2 separate regions of the Homo sapiens genome follow, and region 1 is linked to region 2. Evidence: chromatin loops called from intact Hi-C (ENCODE). Cell type or tissue: PC-3. All regions are shown on one strand.

Region 1 (8,000 bases), 70 kb after region 2:
AGAGGCTAAGATGGGAGGATGGTTTGAGCGCAGGAGGCAGAGGTTGCAGTGAGCCCAGATCATACTACTGCACTCCAACCTAGGCAACAGAGCCAGACCTTGTCCAAAAAAAAAAAAAAGTAAAAGTAAAGTAAAGAAAGAAAAAGTAAAAGTAGAATAAGTAAATAATGCAGTTATCGCAGTTATCTGAATTTACGTGCTTTTGAAAGTTTAAGGCTACATGGCGAAAAATAACAGTATAGAATTTTATCTACACAATTATAAACTTCTCTTGTAAGCACCTGGGGTTTTCTTTTGGACAATACCCCACACAAATAATGACCAGATCCAAACAACATTAGATTATATGATCTACTAGGCTCGCACTATTACAAGTTTTACAAGCCTGTGATAGTCTTACTAAGCTGAAATTTTAAAATAAAGTTGAAGTGATAGAAAACATAGACACAACTGTAACTTTGAGTATTTATTTATTTATTTATTTATTTATTTATTTATTTATTTATTTTGAGACGGAGTTTCGCTCTTGTTGCCCAGGCTGGAGTGTAACGGTGCGATCTCAGCTCACTGCAACCTCTGCCTCCCGGGTTCAAGTGATTCTCCCGCCTCAGCCTCCCTAGTAGCTGGGATTACAGGCATGCACCACCATGCCCTGCTAATTTTGTACTTTTAGTAGAGACAGGGTTTCACTATCTTAAGTCAGGCTGGTTTTGAACTCCTGACCTCAGGTGATCTGCCGTCTTGGCCTCCCAAAGTACTGGGGTTACAGGGGTGAGCCACCGCGCCTGACCAACTTTGAGTATTTATTTCATACTACCATACTCTGACAATTAACAGAGGTTTAAAAGAAAATATGAGGCCGGGCGCGGTGGCTCACGCCTGTAATCCCAGAACTTTGGGAGGCCAAGGTGGGTGGATCATGAGGTCAGGAGATCGAGACCATCCTGGCTAACACGGTGAAACCCCGTCTCTACTGAAAACACAAAAAATTAGCCGGGCGTGGTGGCGGGCACCAGTAGTCCCAGCTACTCGGGAGGCTGAGGCAGGAAAATGGCGTGAACCCGGGAGGCGGAGCTTGCAGTGAGCCGAGATCATGCCACTGCACTCCAGCCTGGGAGGCTGAGTGAGACTCTGTCTCAGAAAAAAAAGAAAAAGAAAAAGAAAGTATGATACAGGATGCCATTAGCTGCCAAAATGGGCCACACAAAATTCTGAAGAGATAGTGGTTTTAATGTGGAATTTCAATTTTAAATTTCTCTCTTGCTGGAAACTACATGATTTGAAAAAAAACATACCATGAACAGCTTTGTCCTCTTGTTTTCATCTCTCCTTGGATCACCACAATATTCAGATAACTTTTTCTATTTGCTTTGCATATGAATAATACTAGTAAGAAGTTCATTTGGGTATATACCCAGTAATGGGATGGCTGGGTCAAATGGTATTTCTAGTTCTAGATCCCTGAGGAATTGCCACACTGACTTCCACAATGGTTGAACTAGTTTACAGTCCCACCAACAGTGTAAAAGTGTTCCTATTTCTCCACATCCTCTCCAGCACCTGTTGTTTCCTATAAATCATGCTGCTATAAAGACACATGCACAAGTATGTTTATTGCGGCATTATTCACAATAGCAAAGACTTGGAACCAACCCAAATGTCCAACAATGATAGACTGGATTAAGAAAATGTGGCACATATACATCATGGAATACTATGCAGCCATAAAAAATGATGAGTTCATGTCCTTTGTAGGGACATGGATGAAATTGGAAATCATCATTCTCAGTAAACAAGAACAAAAAACCAAACACCGCATATTCTCACTCATAGGTGGGAACTGAACAATGAGATCACATGGACGCAGGAAGAGGAATATCACACTCTGGGGACTGTGGTGGGGTGGGGGGACGGGGGAGGGATAGCATTGGGAGATATACCTAATGCTAGATGACGAGTTAGTGGGTGCAGCGCACCAGCATGGCACATGTATACATATGTAACTAACCTGCACAATGTGCACATGTACCCTAAAACTTAAAGTATAATAAAAAAAAAAAAAAAGAAGTTCAGCAAGACTGTTTCTCTTGCTGGACTAGCACAATATGATTGTTTTAAGAGTATTGTCTCTCTTATTTTATCTTATCCTCTAGCCCCAAATACTGTACTTTAAATTATTAGAAATAATAATGGCATCTTAATAAAGGACTAGCAGTCTTTGAAGAAGTATCTAGTCAAAATAAAATCATGTCAATGGGAATCCTTTATTATTGCCTGCACCCCTATTATGTGCTAGAAACGGTATCAGTGACTTTATAAACATAACCATATTTACCCGTTACAAAAACACTAAAAGATGAGAGTTATTTGCCCTTTTATAAATGAAGAAACTGGAGGCATAAGGGGTTACAAAACATGCTCAATATGACACAAATCGTAAATGGATGTCAGGCCCAGGATTTACTATAATATTTCCAGTGTCATGTTAAGTGAGTGGTTTTATTTTTTAATACTAAGAAAAACAGATGGAGCAGTGAAATGTACAGACCCACATACTAAAAAAAAAAATTACCAGAACAGAGAGTTGAAAAATACTTTTAAAGAGAATAGTTAAATGAATCACAATAACACATGCTTGTTGTTCTTTTGGTTTTTTTTTTTTGATACTTTTCATATTTATCTTTGAATTACTCTCCTGTAAAATTTTCCAGATTGTTAGAAACAACTAAATAGAAACCATACACACACACACACACACACACACACACACACACACAAAATAAGAACAATAACCATCTATTTAATCTGATAAAAATTCCTTGAAAATTTTTTCAAGTTGTTCATATCCTAGTTGAAAATGTTTTATGAAATAAAATGTCTCTTTTCCTCAAACCTATTAGTTAACTCATTTAAGTATAGAAATCATTTAAGTGTAAAAATTCTAAAACTATATTCGAAACCTAAAAACAGATACTTAGTTATGTAAACACTTTAAAAAATGTTATATGTTCCCTTCTTTTGTTCATATTCATGAAACAGACAAAAACACACAAAGACACACACACAGAGAGAGAGAGAGAGAGAGAAGAGAGATCCAAACATGTATCTTTAAACTGTCTCATTTAATTTCAAATCTCAGTTCCACTTATAAAAACAGTTGTATGTTCACTTTACCCACTTGAAATAAGCAGTTCTGGGCCTAAATATCCTGGTTGTTTTATTAAAAAAGAAACTAAAAGTCCCACCCTATAAAAGCACACTCCACCCCCTTCTAATTGCCTTTTTCCAAGCTAGTACAACTCACAAGCAGATTATCCATCCCTTCCCCCTTTCCTGCCTGTAAAATCCAAGTTAGACAAACACTGTGGGGCTGAAATGACATATTTGAATGGAATTCAGACCCACCAGTTCCTGTTTATGTTTCTGATTTGAGAATGTTGTCTTCTCATTCACTATACATTAGGAACACTGCAAGGCCATAAATAGTGTCAGGTTACTTGCAAGCAGGACCAATGAGCATTAATCATTACTTCCAGTCAACTGGCATAAGCAGCAGCTGATGGAACACTACACCCTTCAGCTCTGTATAAATGGACATTCCAGAGAGAGTGAGTGAGTGTGTGTGTGTGTGTGTGTGTGTGTGTTTCCTTTCAGTCTCCATTTTATGAATGAAACTCCAGGCTCTATAGCGTCCATTCATGTAAGAGAAATGCTTACAGGGCTCTGCCCCTAGGGATCAATCAGTCATGGGTAAAACTGGTATGATTGGTTTAAGACAGCCTTCAGCCTTCCATTACTGCCTTAAAATGCAGTCCCTGTCCATTTGGCCTGTGTTAATGCATAAAGAGTAAATCCAGACTGTAGTCTCAACTCTCAAATCAAATCACTAGAGCCAATGCCACTTACTGTAACTGTAGATTTAGAGCATATTTAAGTATTTCTTAGAAAAACTGATATAGTGGGCCAGAGTACTGATTTGGGAGATTTGCAATTTTAACTCCAAAAGAAATGAGGAAAACTCATATGAGACATGCTAAGCAATAAAAGGCAAAGTCAAATTGTGAGGCCAATCTATGACCTCTATTGCAATAACAAAATCAATTAGGAAGACATCACTGTCACTTTTCACAATTGAAGCACCTAAAAATCAGAGATTAAGTGATCTACTAGTCCACAAATCACTGGATGTGTAAAAGAAAATTATCTTTGGATATTGAGAAAGAGATAAGATGTTAACATTTTCTGAAAGTTCAATAGCTCATTCTTTAAAGTTCCCAAGTGATCCTACACTTGAATTTCTTTAAGCAATAGTTTTAGAGTTAGGAGGGAAAAAATGAGCTGCCATGTTTCAGGAGAAAATGTAGCCATAAGCAAGTGATGTTTTGTAATGGAATAAGGCCACGGTTTAGCCTTTGGAAGTGTTACATATCAAGCACAAAAGGCCAAAGTTCATGGAATCATAATCATTGCTGCCCTGGAAATTACTAAAGATGGCAATATTTAAAAATATCCAGAGTTTTTATGGAGAGGAAGCAATATATAAGCAATTATGGAAATATTTTTTGAAGAGTCAATCCTATCCTGAATAGTATTGAATATGGAATGGGTTTTATCAGCCATTTGTACTTTGTTCCTTGACTCCGAAGGGGAAAAAAACACTTTTTTCTTTCAGTGACCTGAAGCCATGTGAGAAAAAAGTTGCAGTAAACAGTCCCTGTGTATATCTCTAAACCACTGATCAACAGATCCTTGCCATGCCTACAGAAAAGGAAGAGGATAAACAGAAAAACTGCCCAGTCTTTGGTTTTAAACCTGGGAAGGATTATTTATTATGGCATTATGACAAATATTCAACCTCCAATTTCTAATATCTGATTAATACAGTCATACAGAATAAATAAATTTATGGCAGTATGTTAGAGCTCAAAACTAAAATACTTAACATAGGCAGGTGGGAGATGAACCCACCATTCAGAAAAAATATGGGACAGAGGAAAATCACCAAAGAGTGAACGTATACCGAATTATTAATTTATTGCTAACTTTTTTTCCAGGGCTTTAAAAATATTCAATATTTTCTAAGGAATTACTTTTTAAGGTGGTTCAAAAATATGTAAATAAAAATGACAAACTGAAAATGAATATCTTCAAATGTAATATTTCATATTTAAAATAATTGTAATATGTTGTCTAACTTCCATTATTCAATATATTTAAAGTCTGATCAATGTAATACATGAATTATAAATTTATAATTATTAGGGGCTGGATATAAAATTCATAATAGATTGATTTGAGAAGTATATGCATTATCTATATTGAAATAATTTGTTTAGGTGTTCAGAGTTTTAGATATTGTGGTTTTTATAATTCTAGGCCTTCTATAACTATATAAGAGGGAGGCGGGCCTTGAGATAGACTGTTGTGGTTGCTGAGAAGAGAAGAAGGCATACATTCGTAACAACTTGGTGACACTTCCATACTTTCAAAGGGAATATGAATAGAAAAATACTATTCTACTTCCTTTCCTCCTTAGCTGCCTAATTAGAATCCCAGCAATAATACAATTTTTAAAAAATAACTAAGATAAAATAATGTCTTCAATGTGAAAACACTGAATAGTAAGTGACATTGGAATGTTCAGACAGTGGTGGCATGCACCTGTAATCCCAACTACAGTGAGGCTGAGGAGGGAGAATTGCTTGAGGCCAAGAGTTAGCAACTTACCTGGGCAAGACAGCGAGACCCTATCTCTTTAAAACACATCAGCCAAAACAAAACAAGACACACACACATAGAATGTTCAAGAGGGAGAAATTATTGATCATGGGCTTTCCATTTTGGAAATAATGAAGCCTGCTAGTTTATGGTAAGCCTTGAATATTCAAAATAAATATCAGTTACCTTTATTTCTACTCCCTGTGTTCCATCTGACTTTAATTAGTGTCTTTCAACAGCTTTCCTTTTTGTAATCACTGCATACTTTCTGTTTCCTGGATAATATTTTTGGTTGCTTATGTGTGCCCCAATTGTTCAGAAAGGATGAAAGAAAAGTGTATTGGAAAATATGTATGAGGTTAGTTTCCCTAGAACACGTATCTCATCTTGTAAGTAAATAGCAATAAATTGTTTTTTAAGGTAAAATATCCTGATGACACAATTTCTGAGATATTGCTAGATGAGTAGTAGTAATAAATGCAATAGTAATAGTTTAGAAATAAATGACTGGGATATTTTAGCCCTCTGAATGTTGTTATTTTTTTCTTAAGTTTTGTGCAAGTTTAGTCAGTTGATTGAGGCTCTGACATGTCATCTCCAAACCTATAAAACACTACACATTTATATTTTTATATGGATGCAGAAAATAACCATGTTGTTCTTGCTCCATTACCCAATTATTTAATCCTACAAGTTTCACTTTCAAACCATATTATAAACTCTGCAAGGGGAAGCCCAAGCAATGCTTACTACTACAGGCAGCATTAGGAATTACTTCACTACTTTTCCTACTATTTGATTAGGATGAGTATCCACCAACACAGCAAAACATAGAATAACATTTACAATATAAAAACATTCCTCTCTTGCCATTTCAGAAACCCAAGAGTATTTAAATTTCTTGATTAAAGTGCCAGCTTGGGCCTATGTGAATAGCAGATAGATTTGTCAGCTCTGACAGATGAAAGTTAAACATATTCCAGTTTTAACGTATTTAACATAAGGTAAATATTTTTTCAGTATTTATTTCATCATTTTTCTGCCTACACATAATTTTTCGATGTGCTAAGGACAGATAACCGTTCTCTAAATTTACAGGCTTTTCTACTGGCTTTTATCAAAGCCCTAATAGGGTAATAAGGAAGTATATGAGGAGCCTGGGAGGGGTTGTTGGGGTGAATAATGGATGGATTTTAAATGAAGAATGGGCCAGCCACAGTGGCTCACACCTGTTATCCCAGCATTCTGGGAGGCTGAGGCGGGCGGATCACCTAAGGTCGGAAGTTTGAGACCAGCATGACCAACACGGAGAAACTCCGTCTCTACTAAAAATACAAAATTAGCCGGGCATGGTGGTGGCGCACGCCTGTGATCCCAGCTACTCAGGAGGCTGAGGCAGGAGAATCATTTGAATCAGGGAGGCGGAGGTTGTGGTGAGCTGAGATCGTGCCATTGTACTCCAGCCGGGGCAACAAGAGTGAAACTCTGTCTCAAAAAAAAAATTAAAAAAATAAAATAAAATAAAATGAAGAATGGAAAAAGCACCCTATTCCTCAACAACAGCTTTCTTTACATCGATTTGAGATCCTGTAGTCCCTCATAAGCTTACTTGTGAAAAATGGATTCAGCTGACAATGGTCTGAAAAGCACAGCTGAAGGTGAAGTGTAAGCCACTGAGCCATCAAGGGCATTAAGAAAGAAAGAGCGAGGTCCAATGAGAAGACTCAAACTCTATGTTCATGCAATCAAGGACTTAGAGCTTGGAAGGGCCATTAATTAGCCACTTTTTCTTCTCATTATTTTTCAGTCTTTTTCAAAAGAGCTATTATAAAAGATCACTTCTTTGATAATCTCAGTTCTTAAGAATGCTCGTGGTATATTTTTTAAAAGAAAGCAGAATGCATCTTCATAATTTATATCGTTGAATTGCTCTATTTTGCTACCTCACTGCGGTGAACACCTAACATTTAGAGTAAAATGTGGGCACTATTTAATGTGAAATGTGCTCCTCCCAAATTAGTGAAAGCACACCTCGTATCTTCAAGCAGATGCCCTGGATCATGAAGATCCTTCGAAAACCATACAAAAACACTCAGTATTTCCCTTTAATCTGAACAATTATGTAGAAAGACAAATCATGAACTCTTCACTAAACTAAGAATTAGAAAATCCTAATTTTAGTTTTGGCTGCTTCACAATATATCTGTAACTGATGGTAAATTACTTCATTTGGATGAACCTCAGATATTTATCTGTAAAATTTGGGTGTGGAGAAGTTTGAA
Region 2 (8,000 bases):
CATGCTTAAACACACACATATACACACACAAACACATGCACTTTCAAGCACCTCTAATATTCATCAAGATACTCAACCAGGGCCCTGCGTGTCACTACCACACCTTGTCTCTATAATAATTGCACCTGGTCTCTATAACATCTACTGCAGAGAGTTCTTGTGTGCAAGATGATCTATGGAGTGTGGGTAGAAAAATTTAATATGTGTGTTTACACCTGCATTTTTCTCATTAATAAAAAAAGGATTAATAGTAGTATCTATTCCATATGGTTGTTTCAAAGGGTATATGAGTTAATTCACAAAAAGCATTTAAAATAGTTTGGAAGAAAGTTCCTTGATCAATACATGGTAGCAATTATTGTTATTACTATTATTATTGCTGTTGTTCATTTTTTAATTAGACACAGGTTGAGTTTTGCCTATATTTACAACAGTAACAGCAGTGATAACTACAGAAATACACTTATCTTGGGTATGCATATTCAAAAATGTTTAGATGCGTTTCATAATTGACATGCAGAAAAAAATAGCCAAATTAAATCATATCTCAACCTACTGGGTGCTTAAATTTAGCCAAGGTGAAATGCTCTTTCTATATCTTTGTGGAGTGTCTCCAGCCTGAATTCTCTTCTACCTTCTCTTTTCAGCTGAGTACTTTCTTCAATCCTCAATATAACCATCTGTGTATCTCCCTGATCCTACAATGTCCCTCTCTTCCATTTCATCTCTGTTCTCACAGGAATTATAAATATTTGTTTTATAGTACTTTTCCCATTGTATTTTAATTGGTTATAAATTTGTTTATAGTATTTGATTATAAAATACTTGAGGATAGCAACTGTGTCTTAGTGAACTTCATTTCTCTGGTGACTAACACAAAGCTAACAACTGTTTGCAGGAGAAATATTGAATGATCTCCCTTTTTATCTTGACATAGAAATTGATTAATTTCTTTCCCTGTAGGATGGTACAGGAAAAACAAAATTTTATGTATACAATTTACAAACATAGATTTCCTTTTCTTAGGTTATTAAAATCTGGCCAGAGATTCATTCCACAATGACATCTCCCTGGAGGCGACGACTTTAGTTTTCCTTCACTTCTATCTGACTTTGATGTTTGACCAAGATGTTCAAACTCTTAACCCAGAGAAGACACCTAAGGAAGCCACATGGTGTGGGAAAAAGTGACATATTTTAGTTTCATATAAAACTCCATTTTTTATGTTGGCTGTGCCATTTAGGAACAGAGATTTTGAGAAATATAAATAATTCTTTCTCTTCTTCTTTGACTTTATCAGTAAACTTAAAATTATAAAGTTTAACTCACAGCTTGCTCTTTTATTTCTTTTGAGAACATAAAATCACAGATATCTTATTTGATTAATTTCCTTATACAGGGTAGATATCACTACTGACAACCTCTATCAACTCCTTCTTCTAAAATGAGACTTGTGACTTGTGTTTTTAATTTTTTAACTGTTAGATAATTATATCATTCCTTTAAAATATAGTAAGCTCCTTGATGACACACTCAATCTCTCCCTTCTCCCAGAGTGCTTAATCAATATTTGTTTCTTGAATTGAATAGAACTGAGTGGTAAGATTTCCCTCCAATTTTGGTTATTTTCTAATATGAGAGTCTGGATGATCTACTCCCTCACGTACACAGTGCATGTGCCCTGGCGTGACTCGGCAGGCTCTGATCACCAGCCAATTTTCGGCAGCAAACCCGTATTTTTTTTTTATTCTGAGAAATTATAAAAATAACATTCCTGCCATCACTTCATCAATTCATAAAGTGACTTTAGTCTCTTGCTTTCTAATTCCTTTCATTTCTCCTTTATAAGCCTGCCAATAGCCTGGGCCTTTGCTGGCCTTACATATTTAATCAGAGTAACCAATGCTGAGGATTTTTACAGGGAATTAAGTTTGATTTGTTTTGAAACATTTATTTATTCCATATGGCATTTAAGTGACTGAATTATTTTTGGTGTTGGAATGAGGTTGCATAAACTGGATTCAAATTTAAAACAGACACACACACACACACACACACACACACACACAGCTAAAGCCCAGGAGTAGTTCTGTAGGAAATATCCACTGTAAAAGGAAAATGGACGTACAACTGAGGAATCAGATTAGGAGATTTGGCAAAATCACAAAGATAATTTTGCTAACATTGGAGTCACCAACATAAAGCTCCACAATTTAGGCCAATACTGGGTTGCACAGTATAGTGACATTGTGGCTTTCCTCCCTGGAATCACCATGTCACTGCCATGCTGTTGTGTCCTGGATTTAGCTGACTTTGGCAGGACAAGCCCTCTCTTATCTCTGGGGGGTGATGGGAGAGGGCTAAGCGGCCTCATCCAGTAAACTGCCTTTGCTTTCACAGGTTCAGGATGGTCAGGGGTACAGGCCTAAGCCCTACATTGTCCACAGTGATTAGTAGTTAGTTCAGAGGCAGGGATGTGAATGACCTAATTTTGTCTAATCAGTAAAGCCTAATACTTTTATTCAGTAGTTGAATAAAGATAAAAAGCTCTATTATTCCAGATCTTGTGGTTAGAGATAGGAACCCTGACACCACTGCGGCCATTTTCTTACTATGACAAAACAAGCAAACAGCAACAGTGAAAGAAAAGAAAAAGAGAAAGAAAGAAAGGAAGGAAGGAAGGAAGGAAGGAAGGAAGGAAGGAAGGAAGGAAGGAAAAGGAAAAGGAAAGAAAGGAAAGAAGGAAGGAAGGAAAGAAAAAAAGAAAGAAAGAGAAAAATGCCTGAGATAATTAGAGAATACAGAGCACAAGCCTGATCTTCAAATATTGTCTAAAGTCCACTAACGAAATATTAGCTGTATTGTTTAAGCCAATGTGAGGTGTATTTTTGTGGTGCTTGTGGTGGTGGTTGTTGTTTGGTTGTGGAGTTTTCTTGCATTTCGACTGGAAAAAGATCCTGATACATAAGCAGAGATGCAGAAAAATAAATCTATAATTATAAAATCCGTATGGTGGGGTTCTTCTGCCGGGCCCATTAGAACACGGTATGTTATTTCACACACTCTCTTATTGAAGTAAAATTACCCTTCAGCCCCTAACCATGCTCGGCAGGAGAGACTGTGCTGGGAAGACCACTGTTTCTAATGTATGTTACAAAGTTGATGCTAACAAGCATTTTAAACAAGTTAAGTGCATCACTGCTGTTTCGCCTTCTCGTGGTTAGAGGTGTGAGTCATGCTTCCTGTTAAGCCCAGAGACAGTGCCTGTTTGAGGTTTGATTATTTGGTAACAAAATGGAAAGCACACTGCTGCTGTGTCAGTGAGCTGGAAGCAATCAACATTTACTAGGCTTACACACATGAGAAATGCAAATAGGTTTCATTTGCTGGGATATGGGTTGGTGGCTTGACTCAAACATTTCATACCCCCAGGAAAAAGGAAGTTAAACCACAGGATTAATCCTTGACTAAATCTTGAGGCATTTTTAACCACAAATTAGAAAATTAAAACCAAAATGTATTCTGCCATTCCAAAACCAAAGAGCTAAGCTCTTACTTCAGAGGTTGGCAAACTCCACCATGTTGGCCCATTTCACTTGACTCTTACCTACCTACTGGTTTACTTTTACTGGCTTTCTGCCAGCCTCTCCAAGGCAGAGCCATGAAACCATGACTCCCAGCTGTGGAATCAGAGACTGGGTGGCAATTAGGCTTCAGAGGGCACCAGGAGCTTCCAGTGATACGTAATTGCTGAATTTCTGGGGATAATTACAGGGGGTCTTTGGGCTGTCTGGGGAAAAAAAAAATCAATCTGAAAACTCACAACGTATACGGTTACTGTATTACTGTAAGAATCATAACTTACAAAGTTAAAGATAGTTGTATTCCAACGGCATGATAATGCAGAAATGGTAAAGAAGAGGTAGCATCCATGCCATTCAAGATATAAAGTTCTCAGTTAATAGTAGTTGATAGCGATGATGCTTTTACTTTAAGAAAGCAAGAGAAGTAATAGTTCCTTGAACTCATCTTATAAACGCCTGATTTTATTCCACAGAGATCTTACCAGGAGAGTCAGAATCTTTTAAGGAAACTGCAGCTATCTGTGAGCATTATTAAGTTGAAATTCTTAATATAAAAAAAAAATCCAGACACCAGAGATTGCTTATAGTTTGTTTTAAAAAAATGAATGATTTGGAAATAAGGGATAGAGAAGTAGGTGATTAATATTGAGAACCTGTAACTTACAAGTTACTTCACAAAGTAACTTTCATTCTCACATTTAAAAAAATCAAAATTACAAAATCAGAATTTCAGAGATAAAGGATGTTAATCTATATTTCCACAGAGATTTTGTGGTATTCTAATGAATGTTTCAAGGTGTTGAAAGCAAGATGTATTCATACCTTTCATTAATTTATTCAGTAAATATTTAATGAGTGCTGATACAGTTGCAAAATATATAAAGCTATTGGGCTTACAAAAGTGGATAAAATAAAATCGAAATTTCTGTCTTCATGAAGCTCATCACCTAACAGAAAAAGAAAGCATGGAACTGGGTGCCCCTCTTTAGTATGTGAGATGCAAATTGTGTGCCCCAGTTGTCAGGTCTGGAATTTGATTTTATCCTGCTTAAAACTAATAAGTTTGCCTGTTTCTGCTTCATAGATACTGGCAGGAGACAGGAGACTCCTGGTTTTGAGACAAAGGACTTCATTAATCATGCATGGCACAGCAAGCAGCATAAGCATCAACATGTTTGTGTCGATTTCTCTTGCTGCCCCCTCCCAAGTCCATGGGGGTGGCGCACAATGCCCGGATAGATGCACAGTGGATTGTGTTACAGAGGAGGAATACTGCACCTAGGAGATCTACAATTTTCACAGTAAGCAGTAAGCAAGCCTGCTGCTTGTCATGAAGACATTACCTAATCCCCTGAGGATGCTCTCTGTAAACACAGCCCTGGGAAATGGTTCCCTTAAAGAGCAGTCAGTGCCTTGCATTCATGGCATACTGGCAAGACATGCAGGAGTCCAAGAGATCTGTGAAGGACATTCTCACAACATCAGTCAGGATCCAGAGTGCGATGCTAGAAATATCATGTTTTGACTGAAGCAAGAAGTCCAATATTTCTCCTTTCAATATTTTTCCCATCTGCTTTCAAGCCATCCAGGTATCTTCAGATTCTTATATGGGGATTCCCTTCTAGGGCAAGGGAAAATCCATTTTGCGATTGACACATTTCAGGATGCTAGCTATGAAGTGGGGTGCTGATTGCTGAGTAGAAAATATGGAAGACACAGACAGTGTATCCATAGCACAAATCACAGTAGTGGAGTCTCATTTCTGTACTTTTAAGGCCAACATATGTTAACCACTACGCTGAGAGATTCCAGCCAAAGTGTCAAATGTTCTCAAGGTTAAATTGACTTTGATTGCCTTACCCAGCAGCAAATGTGGTAACAATCTGCTTAGTCACAGAGAGGAGGTACAACGAGAGGTGTGGGTTGGCAAGAAGCTGGAATAGAACAAGCTGTACATTCAACAGAAATAGTTACTCCAATAGGACATCCTAATTCTAAATTATGAAAGATTCATGTAGCCATCAGAGTTCAGTTAATAAAAACAAAAGTTACCCCCTGCATTCTAAGTTTGAAGGATTTCAATCCACGAAACTAAAGATTTAAACAATCATAGGGAGGGGTGGGGAGCTAAGGTCAGGAAAATTGCTACGTTCAATCTCAAATGAAAGCACCGAAGGGATGGTTCTCAAAAACTCTCCCAAAAGGTGATGTAATTCTCAAGACTCTCTGGAATGTTCTCAGTCATCATCTCAGCTGCTATGGATGCGGTGTGTGCCCTCAAAATTCACATGTTGAAGACCTAACACCGCAATGTGATGGTTTTTAACGTAGGGCCTTTGGGAGATAACTAGGTTTAGATGAGATCTTGAGAGTGTGGCCCACATGATGGGATTAGTGTCCTAAGACAACAGAGCTCTCTGCCTCTCTTGCAAGCGAGGACGCAGTAAGAAGGCAGCCGGCCGGGCGCGGTGGCTCACACCTGTAATCCCAGCGCTTTGGGAGGCTGAGACGGGCGGATCACAAAGTCAGGAGATCAAGACCATCCTGGCTAACACGGTGAAGCCTCGTCTCTACTAAAAATACAAAAAATTAGCCGGCGTGATGGCGGGCGCCTGTAGTCCCAGCTACTCGGGAGGCTGAGGCAGGAGAATGGCGTGAACCTGGGAGGCGGAGCTTGCAGTGAGCCGAGATCTCGCCACGGCACTCCAGCCTGGGAGACAGAGTGAGACTCCATCTCAAAAAAAAGAAGGCAGCCATCTGTAAGCCAGGAAGAGGGCCCTCTCCAGAACTATGTGAAATAAATGCCTGTTGTTTAAGCCACCCAGTCTGTGACATTTTATTCTGGCAGTCCCAGCAAACTAAGACAATCATCCGAGCTTCAGGGCAAGTCACGTCTGTCCATATGTCTGGCTGCTTCTTCCTGAGAAGAATAACAGCCACTGCTCTTCACATTCTAAATTTCAGTCAAGTGTTTCATGTTGATGAACTCTAACCTGGCGCCTTACAGAAAAGGCAATTTTGAGAAATGTAGTTCCAACCTTCTTTCTGTGATAAAGAAAGCAATTACGATGCTGTGTTAATAGCAGATAATCCAACCAAGCCGGATGATTAAACTAGCAAACAGATAATAATAAGTGCCACATGAGTGTTACAGACTAAGTGATATGAGATTGATAATGAGATAAATGTACTTCTGATTCACCCAGGATTTGGGGTAAGCTGTGACATCCTAGAGCAGAGAACATAGTTCAAACTGTGACTGATACCACTCTCTAGGCCCTTTGCACCAGGAGGACAGCTCCTTTGGCAAATCTAAAGACTTTGGTGGAACCACAAAGATGGGAGAATCTTCCAAGTCACTCTCAGAAATATCAAGGGGACAGAAGAGAAGGAAAGTTTCCAGGAAACTTGGGTCCTTCACTGGCAGGTAGTGGCAAGCCCTGTCAAAGCATTCATTCAAAAGTAAAATAATCCAGTTAGATTTAGTGATCCATTTAATGAATTACTCCACTCAAAAAAAAATGAAATAAAATAACTTTATTGGAAATGATGCTAGAAAGATGGTTTGTGAGACGAGTAAATTTGGAGGAGCAATAAAGGGCTAGGTTAAGGAAAATAAACTTTAGTCTGTAGGAAAATGGGGAACAATTTAAGATTTCTGAACCAAGGAATGGCCCAAGCCAGGCAGTGTGCAATGTGAACTGAGAAAAGAACAGACTTGAGGCAGAGAAATGAGATAACAATTTGGCTATTATTTTATTAAAGTGCATGATAATCAATGTTTGACTGCAATGTTAACAAGAAAAGGGGTGAAGGGATTCTTGGTCAACATTGTGAAGGAAGCAACATAACTTAGTGATTTGAGAAGTGACTTTTTCTGAACTTTAGAATGTCCATCTTCTAGTCTTAGAAACTTGTATTCACCGAAAGCAGTCACTCCTGATCTTAGATTTCAAATCCTCTTAACCATGATAGTGGCTTCATTTTCAACAGGATTCTCCTTTAAACACAAGATAGAAGCAGACTAGACATTTAGCGTTTCCACACAGACGTTATCTCTGCTTGAGTAGGCTGAGCTTATCCTTGATCATCTCTAGATCTGAATAAGGCTAATAAATTATTTTGCAATTTCCCTAATATTTTTCTCTAATTACATATGTTCACGCATTTTTTTTTTTTTTGATGGAGTCTTGCTCCATCGCCCAGGCTGGAGTGCAATGGCACCATCACTGCTCAGTGCAACCTCTGTCTCCTGGGTTCAAGCGATTCTCTTGTCTTAGCCTCCCGAGTAGCTGGGACTACGGGCGCATGCCTCCACATCTGGCTAATTTTTGTACTTTTAGTAGAGACAGGGTTTCACCTTGTTGGTCAGGCTGCTCTCTAACTTCTGACCTCAAGCGATCCACCCACCTCGGC

What was found. Hi-C counts contacts between places; a loop is a spot of excess contacts. Peaks named below come from ENCODE experiments on the same cell type or tissue, not always from the same donor. Only the 100,000 strongest peaks of a DNase experiment are listed, where the experiment ranks them.
Region 1: it touches region 2 in a loop (6-fold over the local background); 7 of 110 quality-filtered maps call a loop at or near these places.

Annotation. Positions count from the first base shown.
Region 1 is chr7:13,916,826-13,924,825 of GRCh38, forward strand. The region is part of intron 9 of ETV1 (ETS variant transcription factor 1); the gene reads right to left. Among named protein-coding and RNA genes, the nearest start is that of ETV1, 69 kb to the right of the region's middle. In PC-3, no CTCF peak of the experiment used is centred here; a DNase peak (open chromatin) is centred at 3,416; H3K4me3 peaks cover 672 bases; H3K27ac peaks cover 2,414 bases.
Region 2 is chr7:13,847,039-13,855,038 of GRCh38, forward strand. No RefSeq gene overlaps it. Among named protein-coding and RNA genes, the nearest start is that of ETV1, 140 kb to the right of the region's middle. In PC-3, no CTCF peak of the experiment used is centred here; a DNase peak (open chromatin) is centred at 3,433; H3K4me3 peaks cover 282 bases; H3K27ac peaks cover 4,943 bases.